Regions from separate parts of the Homo sapiens genome. Here region 1 is linked to region 2. Evidence: read pairs that join two places in POLR2A ChIA-PET (ENCODE). Cell type or tissue: HepG2. All regions are shown on one strand. Links, peaks and the distances in the headings refer to the core of each region. The heading gives the core; the rest is flanking DNA.

The links. ChIA-PET counts read pairs that join two places held together with the same protein. Peaks named below come from ENCODE experiments on the same cell type or tissue, not always from the same donor. Only the 100,000 strongest peaks of a DNase experiment are listed, where the experiment ranks them.
Region 1: POLR2A ChIA-PET joins it to region 2 with 11 read pairs; 5 of 35 experiments call an interaction of 5 or more read pairs at or near these places.

What each region holds. Positions count from the first base shown.
Region 1 is chr16:28,535,317-28,543,636 of GRCh38, forward strand. It overlaps NUPR1 (nuclear protein 1, transcriptional regulator), which reads right to left and starts at 3,658. Exons shown (of 3, transcript NM_012385.3): 1 at 3,480-3,658; 2 at 2,690-2,839; 3 at 1-2,353. The coding sequence starts at 3,591. The coding sequence ends at 2,703. RefSeq lists an enhancer at 2,452-3,651. In HepG2, for the core only: a CTCF peak has its summit at 5,878; DNase peaks (open chromatin) are centred at 1,908, 3,775 and 5,845; H3K4me3 peaks cover 3,446 bases.
Region 2 is chr16:28,592,930-28,601,249 of GRCh38, forward strand. SULT1A2 (sulfotransferase family 1A member 2) reads right to left here and starts at 4,121. Exons shown (of 8, transcript NM_001054.4): 1 at 4,068-4,121; 2 at 2,854-3,005; 3 at 2,621-2,746; 4 at 2,438-2,535; 5 at 513-639; 6 at 323-417. The coding sequence starts at 3,001. RefSeq lists enhancers at 4,059-4,353, 5,987-6,521, 6,522-7,055, 7,889-8,320. In HepG2, for the core only: a CTCF peak has its summit at 5,257 (motif pointing right); DNase peaks (open chromatin) are centred at 3,552, 4,122, 4,592 and 5,192; H3K4me3 peaks cover 1,941 bases.

The sequences.
Region 1 (8,320 bases), core at 255-8,254, 58 kb before region 2:
CTCTCTCTTTTTCTTTTTTTGAGATGGAGTTTTGCTCTTGTTGCCCAGGCTGGAGTGCAATGGCGTGATCTTGGCTCACCACAACTTCTGCCTCGAACTCGAACTACTGACCTCAGGTGATCCGCCTGCCTTGGCCTCCCAAAGTGCTGGGATTACAGGTGTGAGCCACTGTGCCGGGGCTCGCTCTTTTCTTTCTTTCTTTCTTTCTTTCTTTCTTTCTTTCTTTCCTTCTTTCTTTCTTTCTTTCCTTCCTTCCTTTCTTTCTTTCTTTCTTTCTTTCTTTCTTTCTTTCTTTCTTTCTTTCTTCTCTTTCTCTCTCTTTCTTCTTTTTCTCTCCTTTCTCTCTTTCTTTTCTTTCTTCCTTCCTTTCTTTTCCTTCCTTCCTTCTTTTTCTCTTTCTTTCTTTCTTTCTTTTTCAATACATGGTTTCACTCTATTGCTCAGGCTGCAGTGCAGTGGCACCATCATGGCTTACTGTAGCCTCCAACTGGGTTCAAGGGATCCTCCAACTTCAGCCTCTGAGCAACTAGGACTACAGGCATGAGCCACCATGCTTTGCTAATTTTTAAATTTTTGTAGAGACAGGGCCTTGGTATGTTGCCTAGGCTGGTCTCGAACTCCTGGCCTCAAGCGATCCTCCCTCCTTGGCCTCCCAAAGGCTGGAAGGCTGAGGTGGGCAGATCATTTGAGGCCAGGAGTTTGAGACCAGCCTGGCCAACATGATGAAACCCCATCTCTACTAAAAATACAAAAATTGGCCAGGCGTGGTGGCTGACGCCTGTAATCCCAGCACTTTGGGAGGCCAAGGTGGGTGGATCATGAGGTCAAGAGATTGAGACCATCCTGGCCAACATGGTGAAACTCTGTTTCTACTAAAAATACAAAAATTAGCCAGGCATGGTGGCAGGTGCCTGTAGTCCCAGCTACTCAGGAGGCTGAAGCAGGAGAATAGCTTGAACCCAGGAGGCGGAGGTTGCAGTGAGCTGCGATCATGCCACTGCACTCCAGCCTGAGCAACAGAGTGAGACTCTGTATCAAAAAAACAAAAAAACAAAAATTAGCCAGGCGTGGTGGTGCTCACCTGTAATCCCAGCTACTCAGGGGGCGTAGGCACGAGAATTGCTTGAACCCGGGAGGCAGAGGTTGCAGTGAGCCAAGATGGTGCCACTGCACTCTAACCTGAGCAACAGAGTGAGACTCTGTCTCAAAAAAAAAATTGTAGAGATGGGGTCTTACTATGATGCTCAGGCTGGTCTCAAACTCCTAGGCTCAAGTAATCCTCCCACTTCGGCCTCCTAAACTGCTGTGATTACAGGCATGAGCCACTGCTCCCAGACTTTAGTTTTTGTTTGTTTGTTTGTTTTGAGACAGAGTCTCCCTCTGTCACCCAGGCTGGAGTGCAATGGCACGATGTCGGCTCACTGCAACCTCTACCTCCTGGGTTCAAGCGATTCTACTGCCTCAGCCTCCTGAGCAGCTGGGATTACAGGCACCTGCCACCATGCTTGGCTAATTTTTGGTATTTTTAGTGGAGATGGGGTTTCACCATGTTGGTCAGGCTGGTCTTGAACTCCTGACTTTGTGATCCACCCACCTCGGCCTCCCAAAGTGCTGGGATTACAGGCGTGAGCCACTGCCCCCGGCCCTGGCTTTTAATATTTTAAATCTCAGTTTTCTCTGACTTTTAGATGGCACTCATAAGTAGCGTTCCCGTCTATGAACAGGACACAATCAACAAAAACAGGTGCTGGGGAGGGCCGTGTTTCATGGGCAGTATCGCAAAAAAGCAGAAGAAATTCCTTTCCACTACGTAGGAGCCCACAGAAATGTATGCACTAAAATATATGCAAGCAAAAGCAAACAAACCAAAAGCTGCATTCACAGCGTAGACCCTGCAAGAGCAGGAACACTCCCTGCCCCAGATACATACACCAAACACAAATACACATCAAAGATGCTCTCTCAGGCTCATGAATGTGCAGGCACAGGCAAGCACACACATGCCCGAACAAAAACACACAAAGAACAAGGATGAACACACACCCAAGCTGTGGCTGCCGTGCGTGTCTATTTATTGTTGCTGCCACCCTGGAGGAGCCCCAGTTTCTTCTGTAGCTTTCTTTTCTGGGGGATCTTCCTGGCTCTGCCCCTCCATTCCCAGCCTCTCACTCCCCATCTTGCACTTTTGCTAGGGTTGGAGGCGCTTTCCTGGTAGCCCCTCAGAGACTCAGTCAGCGGGAATAAGTCCTAGGGGTGGGGGGTGTGGCAAGCCGGCCTGGATCCTGTCCTGGGTCCTCCTTCCTCCGCAGTCCCGTCTCTATTGCTGGGTGTAGTGTCCATGGTCTGGCCTCATCTGGGGGGTGAGGAAAAGCAGGTGGTAAAAGGGACAGAGATCTGGGTTCTAATTCTGCCTCTCCCACTCACTTGATTTGTGACTCCAGGGAAGGACCCACCCTCTCTATCCTCAATTTCTGTCTCTGTAAGTCAAATTTCCCTTCAATTGGAAAGGTTCTGTGTTCCCACTTTGCTCTGGCCACTAGGAAACTCACAATCAAACATATGTCTCGTTTTATTCTGCATCAAGACAACAGTTGCCTGATCCCTCCTCCCCACCCAATCACACACCTTCCGGCCTGTCCTTCATGGCAGAAGCACCACCTTGAGCTCTCTGGGCCCCCCGACTCCTTACCTCCAGCTCTGTCTCAGCGCCGTGCCCCTCGCTTCTTCCTCTCTGAATTCTGCAGCTTGGTCACCAGTTTCCTCTCGTGCCCGCCAGGGCTGGGGCGGTTGGTGTTGGCAGCAGCTTCTCTCTTGGTGCGACCTTTCCGGCCTCCACCTCCTGTAACCAAGGCAGGAGTCAGAGGTGAAGTGGGCATAGGCATGATGAGAGGCCCTGTCAGAGGAGAGGCAGGGGTTCAGGGTTGTGGGGATGGGAAGAGCAGGGAGAAGCCTGCTGCTTCCCCTCTGTGGAATGTGGGACCCCAGATGTGTGTGAGGTCCCAGGCTGAGTAACATAGCACTCCTGGGATAAGGGATTAGACAGGGGTGACGTGAGGGTCCAAGGAACAGGTTGGCTAGAAAAGGGTGAGTGGGCTGGGCAGGGTGGCTCACTCCTGTAATCTCAGCACTTTGGGAGGCCAAGGCAGGAGAATTGCTTGAGCCCAGGAATTTGGGATCAGCCTGGGAAACATAGTGAGACCCCATCTCACCACTGCAGGTGGTGTACACCTGAAGTTCCAGCCACTCAGGAGGCTGAAGCAGGAGGATCACTTGAGCCCAGGAGTTCGAGGCTGCGGTGAGTTGTTTGAGTTGTTGTGATCACACTACTGCACTCCAGCCTGGGTGACAGAGTGACTCTCTCAAAAAAAAAGAAAGAAAGAAACGAAGAGGAAAGGAAAGGAAATGAGAGGAAACAAGAGGGGTGGGTCCTGATTTCGGGAGAGGAGGAAGGACCGTGGAGATGGCTGAGTGGGCCTTACCGAGGTAGGAATGGGCCAGGCTATAGAGGTCAGATTCATCCAGGCTGGAGTCCTCGTCCTCCGGGCCTGGGGGCTGCTGGGGGGCGCTGGTTGCTGGTGGGAAGGTGGCCATCGTGCCTGGCTTGTCTTCCCTGCCTCTCTTCTTCTCCTAACGCTTTGTCTGTCTCTGCTTTCCTGGCCCCGGGCCTCTCCACTCCCTCAGCTTATAAGGCTGTGTCTCCTCCTCAGACCACAGTCTGGCTCCAGCCCATCAGGCCCTGTCTGATGCAATCTGGCCCCTTCCCAAAATCCAGCCCAGTAAACACAGTCATGAGACGGGAAGAGTCGGTCCCTGAGTCCAGCCCAACTCACCTCCTCCCTCCCAGGCTCACCCAGCTGGATATTTTCCATAGAGGAGGTCCCGCTTCTCGGCAGAAAGCAGGGAAGAGGCAGGATCTGGGCTAAAACACTCGTTGGGATCATGGCCTCACCTGATCGAGGGCTTCACCTGGGCCTGGGATGACGGCCACACAGCTAACCCCGGCACCCCAATTCTCGCTGAGATGCAGGACGTGAGGAAGGAGGGGGAAGGGATATCAGCACACTTGTGCCAGGGACAAGTCAGTGGCTTCCACCCAGTCACACTCAACATCTTGCTTGTCTTCTTTTTTTTTTTTGAAATGGAGTCTCTGTCGCCCGGCTGGAGTGCAGTGGTGTGATCTTGGCTCACTGCAACCTGCAACCTCCTCCTCCCAGGTTCAAGCAATTCTCCTGGCTCAGCCTCCCGAATAGCTGGGATTATAGACATCTGCCACCATGCCTGGCTAATTTTTGTATTTTTAGTAGAGATGGGGTTTCACCATGTTGGACAGGCTGATCTTGAACTCCTGACCTCAAGTCATCTGCCTGCCTCGGCCTCCCAAAGTGCTGGGATTACAGGCATGAGCCACACCCTTTTTTTTCTTTTTTCTATGAGAAACATCTTGGAAAACCCCTTAATATCCTGAAACAGGGTCCCCAGTAATGTAATCTCCCTCACCTAGGAGGAGGGTGGCAGAGGGTTGGAGAGTTCAGGGTCTGGAGCCAGTTGCCCTCAGTTCAATCCCCTGACCCACCACTTTCCGTGTGACCTTGGGCGAGTCCCTTCACCTCTCTGTGCCTTGGTTTCCAATTCTGTAAAATAAGGATGATAATAATTGTATCTTCTTCCTAGAGTTGGGGAGAGGATCAAATGAGATAATGTTTGAAAGACACATGCTACAGTGCCCGGTGACAGAGGGAGACCCTGTCTCAAAAACAAATTATAATAAAATAATATGTATTTCAAAATATGGATGTACTGAGGCAGAAGACACAATGAGGCCGAGCGTGGTGGCTTATGCCTGTAGTCCCAGCACTTTGGGAGATCCACAAAGTGGGTGGATCACCTGAGGTCAGGAGTTCAAGACCAGCCTGGCCAACATGGCGAAATCCCATCTCTACTAAAAATACAAAAATTAGCCTGGTGTGGTGGCAAGTGCCTGTAATCCCAGCTACTCAGGAGGCTGAGGCAGGAGAATCGCTTGAACCTGGGAGGGAGAGGTTGTGGTGAGCTGAGATCGAGCCACTGCACTCCAGCCTCAGCAACAGAATGAGACTGTGTCTGAAAACAAAAACAAAAACACAAAAAGCTGAACTTCTGCTTGTGTTTCTCCCTTGCCTGAGCCGGAATTGAATTTAGCCTTTGTTTTCCCAGATTTGGATGATGTATGAGTTCCTTAACACCCAGGAAATGAAAGTGAAGACAGGATACTTGAATGAAAACAGGATTGGGCCAATAATAACAGACCAGGTGATCAGAGAAAGAGGAAAATAATCTTAAATTAAGCAAAGATTGGCCTAGTGCGGTAGCTCATGCCTGTAATTCCAGGGCTCTGGGAGGGTAAGCTGGGAGGATTGCTTGAAGCTGGGAGTTCAAGGCCAGCTTGGGCAATAGAGCAAGACTCCATCCTTTTTTTGTTGGTTTGTTTGTTTTTGTTTTGAGACAGAGTCTCACTCTGTCACCAGGCTGGAGTGCAGTGGTATGATCTCGGCTCACTGCAACCTCCGCCTCCTGGGTTCAAGTGATTCTCCTGCCTCAGCCTCCTGAGTAGCTGGGATTACAGGCTTGTGCCACCACGCCCGGCTAATTTTTATATTTTTAGTAGAGACGGGGTTTCACCACGTTGGCCAGGCTGGTCTCGAACTCCTGACCTCAGGTGATCTGCCCGCCTCGGCCTCCCAAAGTGCTGGGATTACAGGCGTGAGCCACCTGGCCAGTATCTTTTTTATTTGTTTGCTTTACCATTATTTGTCCCCACTGGCATGCAACCGTTGGTTTAGTTTAGTTAATGGTTAAAGGAGTAGGCTCTGGAACAGGGCTTCTCAGGTCTAAAGCTTGGTTCTGCCCCCTAGTTAGCTGTGTGCTCTTAGACAAGCTTAGTCTGCATGTTTGTTTACTCGTCTATACAGTGGGATTAATGGCACCTAGGCTGGATAAGGTGAGGCACACCTGCAATCCCACTGTTTTGAAAGGCTGAGGTGGAAGGATCACTTGAGGTCAGGAGTTTGAGGCTGCGGTGAGCTATGATCGTGCCACTGCACTCGAAAAAGAAAAAGAAAAGAAGGTTGGGGCCGGGCACGGTAGCTCACACCTGTAATCCCAGCACTTTGGGAGGCCGAGGTGGGTGGATCACGAGATCAGGAGTTCGAGACCAGCCTAGCTAAAATGGTGAAACCCCGTCTCTACTAAAAATACAAAAATTACCTAGGCGTGGTGGTGTGTGCCTGTAATCCCAGCTACTCAGCAGGCTGAGGCAGTAGAATCGCTTGAACCCAGGAGGCAGAGGTTGCGGTGAGCTAAGATCGCGCCACTGCACTCCAGCCTGGACGACAGAGTGAGACCCGGTCTCAAAAAAAAAAAAAAATGCTTAGCGCAGTGCCTAGAAGATAATCAGTGTGCAATAAATGCTTGCTATTTTAATTATCATTATTCTCGGGGCAGGAATCTTGCCTGCCATATTGTATCCTCAATGCCTGGCACTCAGTCTGAGCTCAGTAAATGTCTAGTTGAATACATGAGGCTCTGCTAAGATCAGTGTTGCTTGCTCAGCTTCCACCTGCTCTGCAATGCAGGAACTGAGAGGCGAATTGTAGCCTCACAGGGGACCACAGAAACACTGTGATTGTCCCAGATGGAGCCAGGGAAGGAGGTCTCCCTGGCCTTGATCTTACAGGTGCTGGAAGAAAGAAGCCTATGAGAGAAGGAGGAAGGGCATGGTGGCTCACGCCTGTAATCCCAGCACTTTGGGAGGCCGACGAGGTTGGGTGGGTCACCTGAGGTCAGGAGTTGGAGACCAGCCTGGCCAACATGGTGAAACCCCGTCTCTACTAAAAATACAAAAATTAGCCGGGTGTGGTGGCGGGCACCTGTAGTCCCAGCTGCTGGGGAGGCTGAGGCTGGAGAATGGCATGAACCCGGAAGGCGGAGCTTGCAGTGAGCCCAGATCGCGCCACTGCACTCCAGCCTGGGCGACAGAGCGAGACTCCATCTCAAAAAACAAAACAAAACAAAAAAAAGGGCCAGGCGCGGTAGTTCACGCCTGTAATCCCAGCACTTTGGGAGGCCGAGGCGGGTGGATCACCAGGTCAGGAGTTCAAGACCAGCTTGGCCAACATGGTGAAACTCCGTCTTTACTAAAAATACAAAAATTAGCTGGGCGTGGAGGCATGCACCTGTAATTCAAGATACTCGGGAGGCTGAGGCGGAAGAATCTCTTGAACCCAGGAGGCAGAGGTTGCAGTGAGCCGAGATCACGCCATTGTACTCCAGCCTGCTGGAACCCCTCTAGCATGGATCTGCAGGGCTCTAGACGTGGCTCCATCTAGACGTAGAGGTGTGCTTTTTGTTACAGGAACAGCAGATTTGTATGCCTGCTGCCCTGTCACAGCCCTATTACACTGGACAGCAGGGATGCAGTAGAGAGAGTTTCATGATCACAGGGCACTGTGCAAGGGGATAGGAGGAGACCTGCGAATGCATCTCCCCAGGGAATTCTGGGATGGGGCTTTTAAGGGGATTATGGAGGGTGAGAGGCTAGAAAATTGGGGTCATTGGTCAGAGCAAGGGAAATGAAATCATCATGATGTGAAAAAGACATTTTTGGGGAGTTAGCTCCTGGTGGGGTCCTTCAGGCTGGCGGAGTCAGTCGCTTCACCGGCACGCAGGACCTGAAGGAATTTCTCAAAAGTAACATTTAATGTTTCATAACGTTCAAGTTGCTATCTCTAGTGCAGTTAAGGGGAACTATGATCTTGTAACCAGGTCTACGTGATTCTAGAACAGCAGGCACCAGACAACTAAGAGGAAGCAGATCAGGGGGCAGCTGACCTCATGATCAGCGCTGGGTGTGCTGCAAGCCTGGCTTGTTTCCATTTCTCCTCTCTGTTCTCTGATTAATTGCATGAGGTTTACAGGGATGGTTTCATTTTCCCATCCTCAAGCCTCCAGGTGCATGTAAAATCTGCCACGAGGAAGTTTATTTTCTTCCTGCTTAGAGTTACACCTTCGTGACGTTGCTAGGCACACCTATGACAACCCAGCGCCATCAGCTTGGAGTAAACGCAGAGGGCTGGGAGCTCCCAGGAGGGCACCTAACCTCTCTGGAGATAGGGAGATGAAGGCACACTTCCTGGAGGAGGTGAAGCTTGTTTTCTAATTCTTTTATTTTTAATTAATTAATTAATTTAATTTTAATTTTCTTTTCTTTTTTCTTTTTTTCTCTTTTTTTTGAGACAGAGTCTTGCTCTGTCACCCAGGCTGGAGTGCAGTGGCACGATCTCGG
Region 2 (8,320 bases), core at 218-8,217:
TGAACCTGGGAGGGGGGGTTACACTGAGCTGAGATCACACCACTGCATGCCATCCTGGACAACAGAGCAAGACTTTGTCTCAAAAAAAAAAGTAGCTGATCCATGGCCACCCGTGCAGCTGACTCAGGCACAGGAGATGAGAGCTGTGCCCAGCCTGCTGCCACATGGGGCTGCAGTGGGGCCTGGGCCAGGGAGTCAAGATGGGGAATCCGGGCCTGCTGGAGGGGCCGCCCAGGGAGGGTGGCTGGGTGGCCTTGGCAGGTCCCTGTGAAGTGCCTGCCCCCAGGTGTCACGTGGAGGGAAGCATCAAAGGCGGTCTCACCTCCTTCATGTCTTCATAGAAGAGGTAGAGAACAGGGTGGGTGCGGCTCAGCTCCCACCACTCTTGCACGTGCTGGTACCAGGACCCATAGGACACTGGAGAAGCGGGCAGGGAGTGCCGACACAGGGTTGCTGTGCGTTGTAGCCACCACCCCTTAGCTCCACACCTTCCTTCCTCCCATCAAGCCCACCTTCTCCAGCCATGAACTTCTCCAGGAAGCTTTCCCAGGTCCCAGGGTGAGGGTACACTTTGGCCATGTGGTAGAAGTGGTAGTAGGAAACCGCCACATCCTTTGCGTTGCGGGCAACATAGACCACCTGCAGGGGCAGAAGACTCAACCCCAGCACCATCACCACACAGCCTGCCCCAGGCCAGCTCATCTCTTGGTTTGGCAAAGGAGGAAGCTGAGGCTTAGAGGCTGACTTGTTTGAGATCTCACGGCACAGGTAGGGCCAAGTCAGGATCTGAACCCTGCTCAAAAGCCAAAGTCCTGCCTGGTCCCTGAGACCATCATATTCTATAGTAATATAATCTGCATCAATGCGTCACACCCCGATCTGGAGCAAGGCATGCTCCACCAGGCATGTTCCCACCACCACCAAATTTTGTGGGCCTGTGAGGACCCACCCTCTACCTTTCTTAGGTCTACCCGGAAGAGTCTCATGTTTTTGGTCATCAGAGCAAAAGGCAGACAGTCCCCCCCGTGGAAGATGAGACAAGTCTGGAGGAAGTGAGGCGACTCTCCCAGAAGAACAGGACCAAAGCTGGGCTGAGCCGGGGCCTCCTTCCCTGGATTCACATGCCCCACACCTGGACCTTTGCTTTTTTCTTTTTGTTGTGGTTTTTTTTTTTTTTTGGGGGGGGGGACTCTAGGTCTCAAAAAAAAGAGAAAAGAGAAAAAAGACCTTGGGCTTTCTTTTTTCCTGTTGCCCAGGTTGGAGTGCACTGGAGTGAGAATAGCTCACTGCAACGTTGACCTCCCAGGCTCAAGCAATCCTCCAACCTTAGACTTTTGAGTAGCTGGGACTATAGCGCTATGCCACCATGCCCTGCTGATTATTTGCATCTTTTATAGAGATGGAGTCTCCCCATGTTTCCTGGGCTGGTCTGGAACTCCTGAGCTCAAGCGGTCCACCCATCTTGGCCTCCCAAAATGCTGGCATTACAGCGGTGAGCCACCCAGGTGGCAAACCTTTTAAAATATTTATTTGTTTTGTTTGAAACAATGTCTCGTTGTGTCTCCCAGGCTGGAGTGCAGTGGCACAATCTCGGCTCACTGCAACCACCGCCTCCCAGGTGCAAGCTATTCTCCTGCCTCAGCCTCCCGAGTAGCTGGGATTACTGGCGCCTGCCCCAACGCCTGGCTAATTTTTGTATTTTTAGTAGAGACGGGGTTTCTCCATGTTGGCCAGGCTGATCTCAAACTCCTAACCTTGGGTGATCTGCCCACCTCGACCTCCGAAAGTGCTGGTATTACAGGCGTGAGCCACAACAGGCCCAGCCCCCTGCCACCTGCCGCTTTTTTTTTTTTTTTTTTTTTTTTTTTGAGACAGAGTTTTGCTCTTGTTTCCCAGGCTGCAGTGCAATGGTGAGGTCTCGGCTGACTACAACCTCTGCCTCCCAGCTTCAAGCAATTCTCCTGCTTCAGCCTCCCAAGTAGCTGGGATTACAGATGCCTGCCACCATGCCCGGCTAATTTTTTTGTATTTTTAGTAGAGATGGGGTTTTGCCATGTTGGCCAGGCTGATCTCAAACTCCTAGTCTCAGGTGATCCACCTGCCTCAGCCTCTTCAAGTGCTGGAATTACAGGTGTGAGCCACCGCACTGGTGGGACACTCTTTCTATTCATCGTTTTTTGAGACAGTGTTTCTCTGTCACCCAGCCTGGAGTGCACTGGTGTGATCATAGCTCACTGTAGCCTTAAACTCCTAGGCTCAGATGATCCTCCCACCTCAGCCTCCTGAGTAGCTGGTATTACAGGCACACACCACTATGCACAGCTAAGTTTTTTTTTTGGAAGAGACTTATCTGGAACTTCTGGCTTCAAGGGATCTTCCCACCTCAGCCTCCCAAAGTACTGAGATTGCGGGTGTGAACCACTGTGCCCAGTCTCACCTTGACCTTCTGATCCAACAGAGTCTGGGGGAGCAGAGCCAGGGGCAGGTGTGTCTTCAGGAGTCGTGGGGCTGGTGTGTTTTTCAGAGTCTCCATCCCTGAGCAGTGGGTCAGGGAAGGTCTGGTGAGCTGAAGCCCCAGCCCTGTCTTCCTCCACTCCCCTTGCACCCAGGACACACACACCTGAGGGAATCCCTGGGACTTTGAACTCAAGGAAGGGCACCCGCATGAAGATGGGAGCTCGGTGACACTTTTCCAGGTCACCGCCCTGGTAGATCATGTCCAGAATCTGGCTCACCCAGGTGGTGCCTGGAGAGGGAGGGAGATGGGAGGTGAGCAGGCTGAGGTGAGCATGACCTCGCTGGCCAAGGTGGGGACTGCCACCTGGGAGAGGGTGGGTGGCCCTCCTCACCTACCGGACTTGGGGTAGGTGCTGATGAGCAGGTCATCAGGCCGGGCCTGGAAGCTCTGCAGGGGCCCCAGTGCCTCTGCAAAGTACTTGATGAGCGGGACCCCCTTCACGTACTCCAGTGGCGGGCGAGAGATGTCCTGGATCAGCTCCATGTTCCTGCGTCAGGGGCCAGAGCCAGGCCCGTTCCCTTACCACCATCACAACAGCAAGAAAGTGGAATTCTTGCTTTCAGGGAAGTCACTGAGGCCTAGGGAGGCTGAGTGACTTGCCCGCACTCACAAGGCCAGTCAGTGGCGGGGCTGGGGCTGAAAACCAGGTCGGGCTCTAATGTGGTGGTTCCCCAGCCTGGCCTCACCTTTCATTCACCTGCGGAGCTGTTCAAAATCCCAGGGCCTGGGCCATGGTGCAGACCAGTGAAAGCACCCTCGTGGCGCGGGGCCCAGATGTCAGGGTGTGTGAAGGTCTCCAGGAGAGTCCAGCTGCACTGAGGAACCTCTAGGACCTTCCTGTGCTGTCTTCCTGCCAGCCAGCGCCCTTTGTCTCACCATTTCCTGCTGGGACCCCCAGCCTCCACCCAGTAGGCTCCTCTCCCCGATGTTCCCCTCCTTGAGCCCCTCGGCCCCTCACATGTGGCAACTCCTAGGCTGGCCAGGCCTGTGATCCACTTGCCCGGCCACAGTCCATCTGGGCTCCAGGACAAACAGCCCATTGAGCAACTGAGCTGGTATTGGGGGCCAGAGCCTGATGTGGGAATGAGCAAAACTGTGATGACTCAGCAAAAGGAGGATCCTGGGCAGGGTGGCTCCCACCTGTAATCCCAGACCCTAGGGAGGCTGAGGCCAGAATTTGGAGACCAATCTGGGCAGCATTGGAAGACCCCATCTCTAAAAATCTTTTAAAAATATTTTTTAAAACTATCCAGGCAGGATGGTGAGGGTCTGTAGTCCTAGCTACTGAGGCAGGAGAATCACTTGAGCCCAGGAATTCAAGGCTGCAGTGGCCAGGATCCCACAGCACTCCAGCCTCGGTGACAGCAAGACCTGGCCTCCCCGGAAAAAAAAAAAAGGAAGGGAGGGGGATTCAGGCCGGCCGGGGTTGTCTGAAATGGGATATCCATGGGGAGAGGGCAGGGATAGCAGAGGCCTCGGCTTCTGGAATGTTGGAGCCACAAGCTGAGCAGGGTGAGGGCGTCCTGGGCCATTCCGGTGTGTCACTCACCTGAGCTCTTGGGAACCTGGCCTTGTGCCCTCCTCGCCCGCAGTGGCTGAGTGTGGGTGTTGTGTGGGGAATGCAGGGGTGTTGTCTGTGCTGAGGGTTTCTTAGGTCAGTGTGGGAGGGATCTGGAGCCGGGGCTGGACTTAGATTTGCTTCCGGAAGGAAGGGGTAGGGTTGGGGGTGGGGGAGCTTCTCTATTACCCTCCTTAGTTTGCCAGCTGGAGACAAGCTTAAAGTGATCTCCAAAGCCACGACTGGGTTTGGTGTGTAGAAAACAGAAGAATGAAAGGGGAAAGGGCCCAATGGTGGGTTTGTTTTTGTGGGTTTTTTTTTTTGAGCTGTCACTGGGCTCCTGACCTGCCCCTGAACTCCAAAAGACAAGCTTTCTCTAATTGACCCAGGCAAGAGAGGGGAGGGATTGGAGGAGAAAGATGGGATAGGCAGGCCCTGGAAAGGTCACCTACCTGCTGGCTCCAGGCCAGTCTTGAAGGTGCCAGGGGTCCTGGCCCAGTGCAACCCACAGGCCTCCAGCAGCCCATGCACTCCAGGCTCTGACCACAAGGCCAGTCTGGAGTGATGCGTGTGGGCAGAGTGAAGGGGCAGGGGTGGAGCAGAGCATGGATCCATAGAACAAGAAAGAACAAGGACACTGCAGTCCCATTGCCCTGGGAGCCAGCCCCAGCTTCATGGCTCCCTGGGGACCTCACAGAACATCGATAGAAGATCCTAGAAGAACCACAGCCCCTGGCAGGTACTTTTCTTTCCATGGGTTTGAAGGAGGCTCCACAGACAGAGGCCAGAGGAGGTTGAGGCTTGGAAGCCACAGGGCCCCGTGGAAGGAGTGCATCCCCCCACCCTCCTCGTTCTTTGTCCTCACTATTTAAAGTCCAGGGTCAAGCTGGGCACGAGACAGGTAAACAACCATCTGAGTAAAGGTGAGTCTCCCAAGCCTTCCCAGGGTTGCGTGAGCTCAGAGGCAAGCGGGGAAAACTGAGGCATGGGATTTCCAGGCAGAGGAGAGGCTGCTCCCCTGCTAGGGCCACAGGCCCCTCCTCCCTCCTCTGTGCCCCTGAGGAATCCCCATGACTGGCAGGTCCTCCGGCTACTAGCTCCACCCCTGCCCTCAGCAACCTTCAGGAGGCCCTCTTGACTGAGACTTTGTATTGCACTCTAGTGAAAACCAGCCGGACCAGCAGGGGGTGGCACAGAAAAGAGGCGAGAATGTGAGATTAATAGAGTGCTAGCAAGACAACAGAAAATCCCAGGCAGCAGTTTCACATGACCAGAAGAAGGAAACTTGAAATAGCTGCATGTGCCAAGGGCCAATAAGTCCCTGAAAAATAGGATGAGGACCAAGCTGGCTGCGACCAACCAGAAGCAACATGGCGCTGTATTTGATGTAGGTTTCACCTAGGATCTCACTGTACAATCAGTAACATATGAAACCGTACACCCACCAGTGCCAAGACGGCTCCAGGAACACCTGTATTTGGGTGTAAATTGTGGCACCACGGTCTTGAGAAATCTTTACCTTTTCCTGGAATCTTCATGAATATACCCCTCTTTAGTTGAAGAAGCCCATAAAGGTCAGCCCCACACCTTGTAGGGCATGAGACACTCTCTTGAGGACCCCCACGTTCCTCTTCTTCAGTGAGTCCCTTTACTCTGCAGGAAATCTGCCTACGTTCATGACTTTTGCACTTGTCCTTAAATTGTTTCTGGCTAAGGTGCCAAGAGCCTGGAGAAGGCCTGGCACGGTGGCTCACTCCTGTAATCCCAGCACTTTGGGAGGCCGAGGCAGGCAGACCACCTGAAGTCGGGAGTTTGAGACCAGCCTGACCAACATGGAGAAACCTTGTCTCTACTAAAAATAGAAAATTAGTCAAGCCTGGTGGCACACGCCTGTAATCCCAGCTACTTGGGAGGCTGAGGCAGGAGAATCGCTTGAACCCGGGAGGCGGAGGTTGCGGTGAGCCAAGATCACGCCATTGCACTCCAGCCTGGGCAACAAGAGTGAAACTCGGTCTCAAAAAAACAAAACAAAACAAAAAAAAGCGTGGAAACGGGCTGAGGTCGATGTCCCACCGGTCTTTGATGACCTCCCCTAGGCCACCAGTATCTGGAGGGGATTAGGGACACTGAGCTCCAGCAGGGCTATCCAGTGTGCCTGCAGAAACAAGGTTGGTCACAGGCAGCCCAGGACAGGGAGTGGGGTAGGGAGGCTGGGGCCAAAGCCCACTCACGTCTTCTAATTCCGAGTCTTCCACTATTTCCCCCGTGCTCATCCATCACAGCCAGATCAGGTCACCCAAAGCAGTGACGCCTCACAGCTACCAAGGCATGGGGCCAGAGAGAGAGACAGAGTCAGGCATCACAAGCCCCCTCCAGGCTCAGCCCTGAATACCAAGATCAGGACACGGCTGCCCCGGCCTGGATTGCACAACTGGGCACCCTCTTCCCAAAGCTGGACCAGGCTGGGGCCGGGGGACTGCACTCAGCTAGGGCATTGGCCCTCTAGGGGCAGAAGCTGCCCTGGTTCTTCCGGAAGGAACTCCTCTCACAGGCAGATCACGTGGGCTCTTAGCCAACAGCCAGGGTTGGGGCAACACAAGGGCCCCGCTTCATCCTGTCCCAGGCAGCAGGCAGGTAAGAGACAAGGAGGGAGAGGCAGCTGGCAGCAACCCCTCTATGCAGCAGGCACTGTTCCGGGCATTACACAGCTCCATCCCGTGAGGCAGAGGTGACTGTTATTTGCATCTTACAGATGAGGAAATGGAGGTGGGGGTTTAAAATCCTTGCCCCTGGGACTAAGCTGGTGCAGGTCCTGGGAGCATCAGCAGTGATTGATTGAGTCACAGCCTCACCACTGCAGCCAGACCTGAACTTCCTCACAGCTCAGCAACACCCAGCAGGTCACTGAATGTCCCCAGGGCAAGTCCTCTACTCACTCACTATTAGCGGGTGCTCAGTAGAAGGCACCCGTTTTCCATTATTTTATTAACTATTTCTTGGCTATCGTCTCTGTGCAGGACTTTGTTCTACAGCAGTGACAAGAGCTGCCCTCGGGCAATGTAGTGCAAAGGTTGGGGTGGGAGAGACTAACGAGAGTCATAAAGCACCTAGCCGGTGAGATAGTAAGTATTCAGGTAAAGAAGCAGACGGGGAAGTACACAAGAGGTGCAATTTTATTTTATATTTTTAGAGACAGTTTCTTGCTCTTTTGCCCAGGCTATAGTGCAGTGGAGCGATCAGAGCTCACTGCAGCCTCCAACTCCTGGGACCAAGCGATCCTCCCACCTCAGCCTCCCCCCGTAGCTGGGACTACAGGCATATGCCACCATGCCCGGCTTCTCAGAGCTGCAATTTTAAATCGGGAGATAGAGAAGACCTCCCTGTGGAGGTGGCAGGTTATCAAGATAGGTGTAGAGAAGAACCTTCCAGTCAAAGGGAAAAGGCAGGTCCTGCTGTGCTCAGGAATGGCCAGAAATACTATCATCCCCATCTTAGAGACGGGGACAGGGCCGCAAAAGTGTCAGGGCGTTTCCTGGCTCCTCAACAAACAGCTGGATCCGAAGTGGTCTGGGGGATGAGCCGCCCTGCCTGGGGCGGACCTCCCCTGGAGCTCAAGGGCTCGCAGGGCGCACAGGCCTCTTGGGCCCCGGGTCCGGCTCAGGCTCGGGCTTGGTGCCAGCAAAGGGACCTGCGCGGTGCCCTGGGGCCGGGGAGGCCCGAAGGCCATCGCCCGTGCGGCGCGGCGCATAGAGGTCCCGGCGGAGGTCGGGGTGCAGCGGGAGTAGGAGGCGCGCCTATGGAGGGGGTTCCAGGCCCACTCCAACAGCGGCAGGATACGGAGGAGTTAGGGCGGCTCCAGGCAGGGGGGCGGACCCCAAGCCCTTGCCCGCCTGCCGCCGCCTGGTCTCCTTCCTTACCCGAAGGGTTGCCACGGCGGGCGGGAAGCCGTGCACGACGAGCACTTTCTCCCTGGGGAGGAGAACGGGGGTGTCCCTGTGAGCCCTGCCGCGCCCAACCGCGGGTCCCCTCCAATTCCACCCGAGAGCGGGGTCCTCACTGCCGGCTTCAGCCTAGCCCCAGGCCCTGCCCCTAAATGAAGTCACGCCCCCTGAACCTGCCCACCTCAGGCCGCGCCTCCAGCCCAGGTACCCACCTGTCCCCCCTCCTCTCCCTCCTGCGCTCCATCCGACCCCAGCATGCCCACCAAGACCCCTACGCTGGCCCGCATCCTGGATCATCACCTC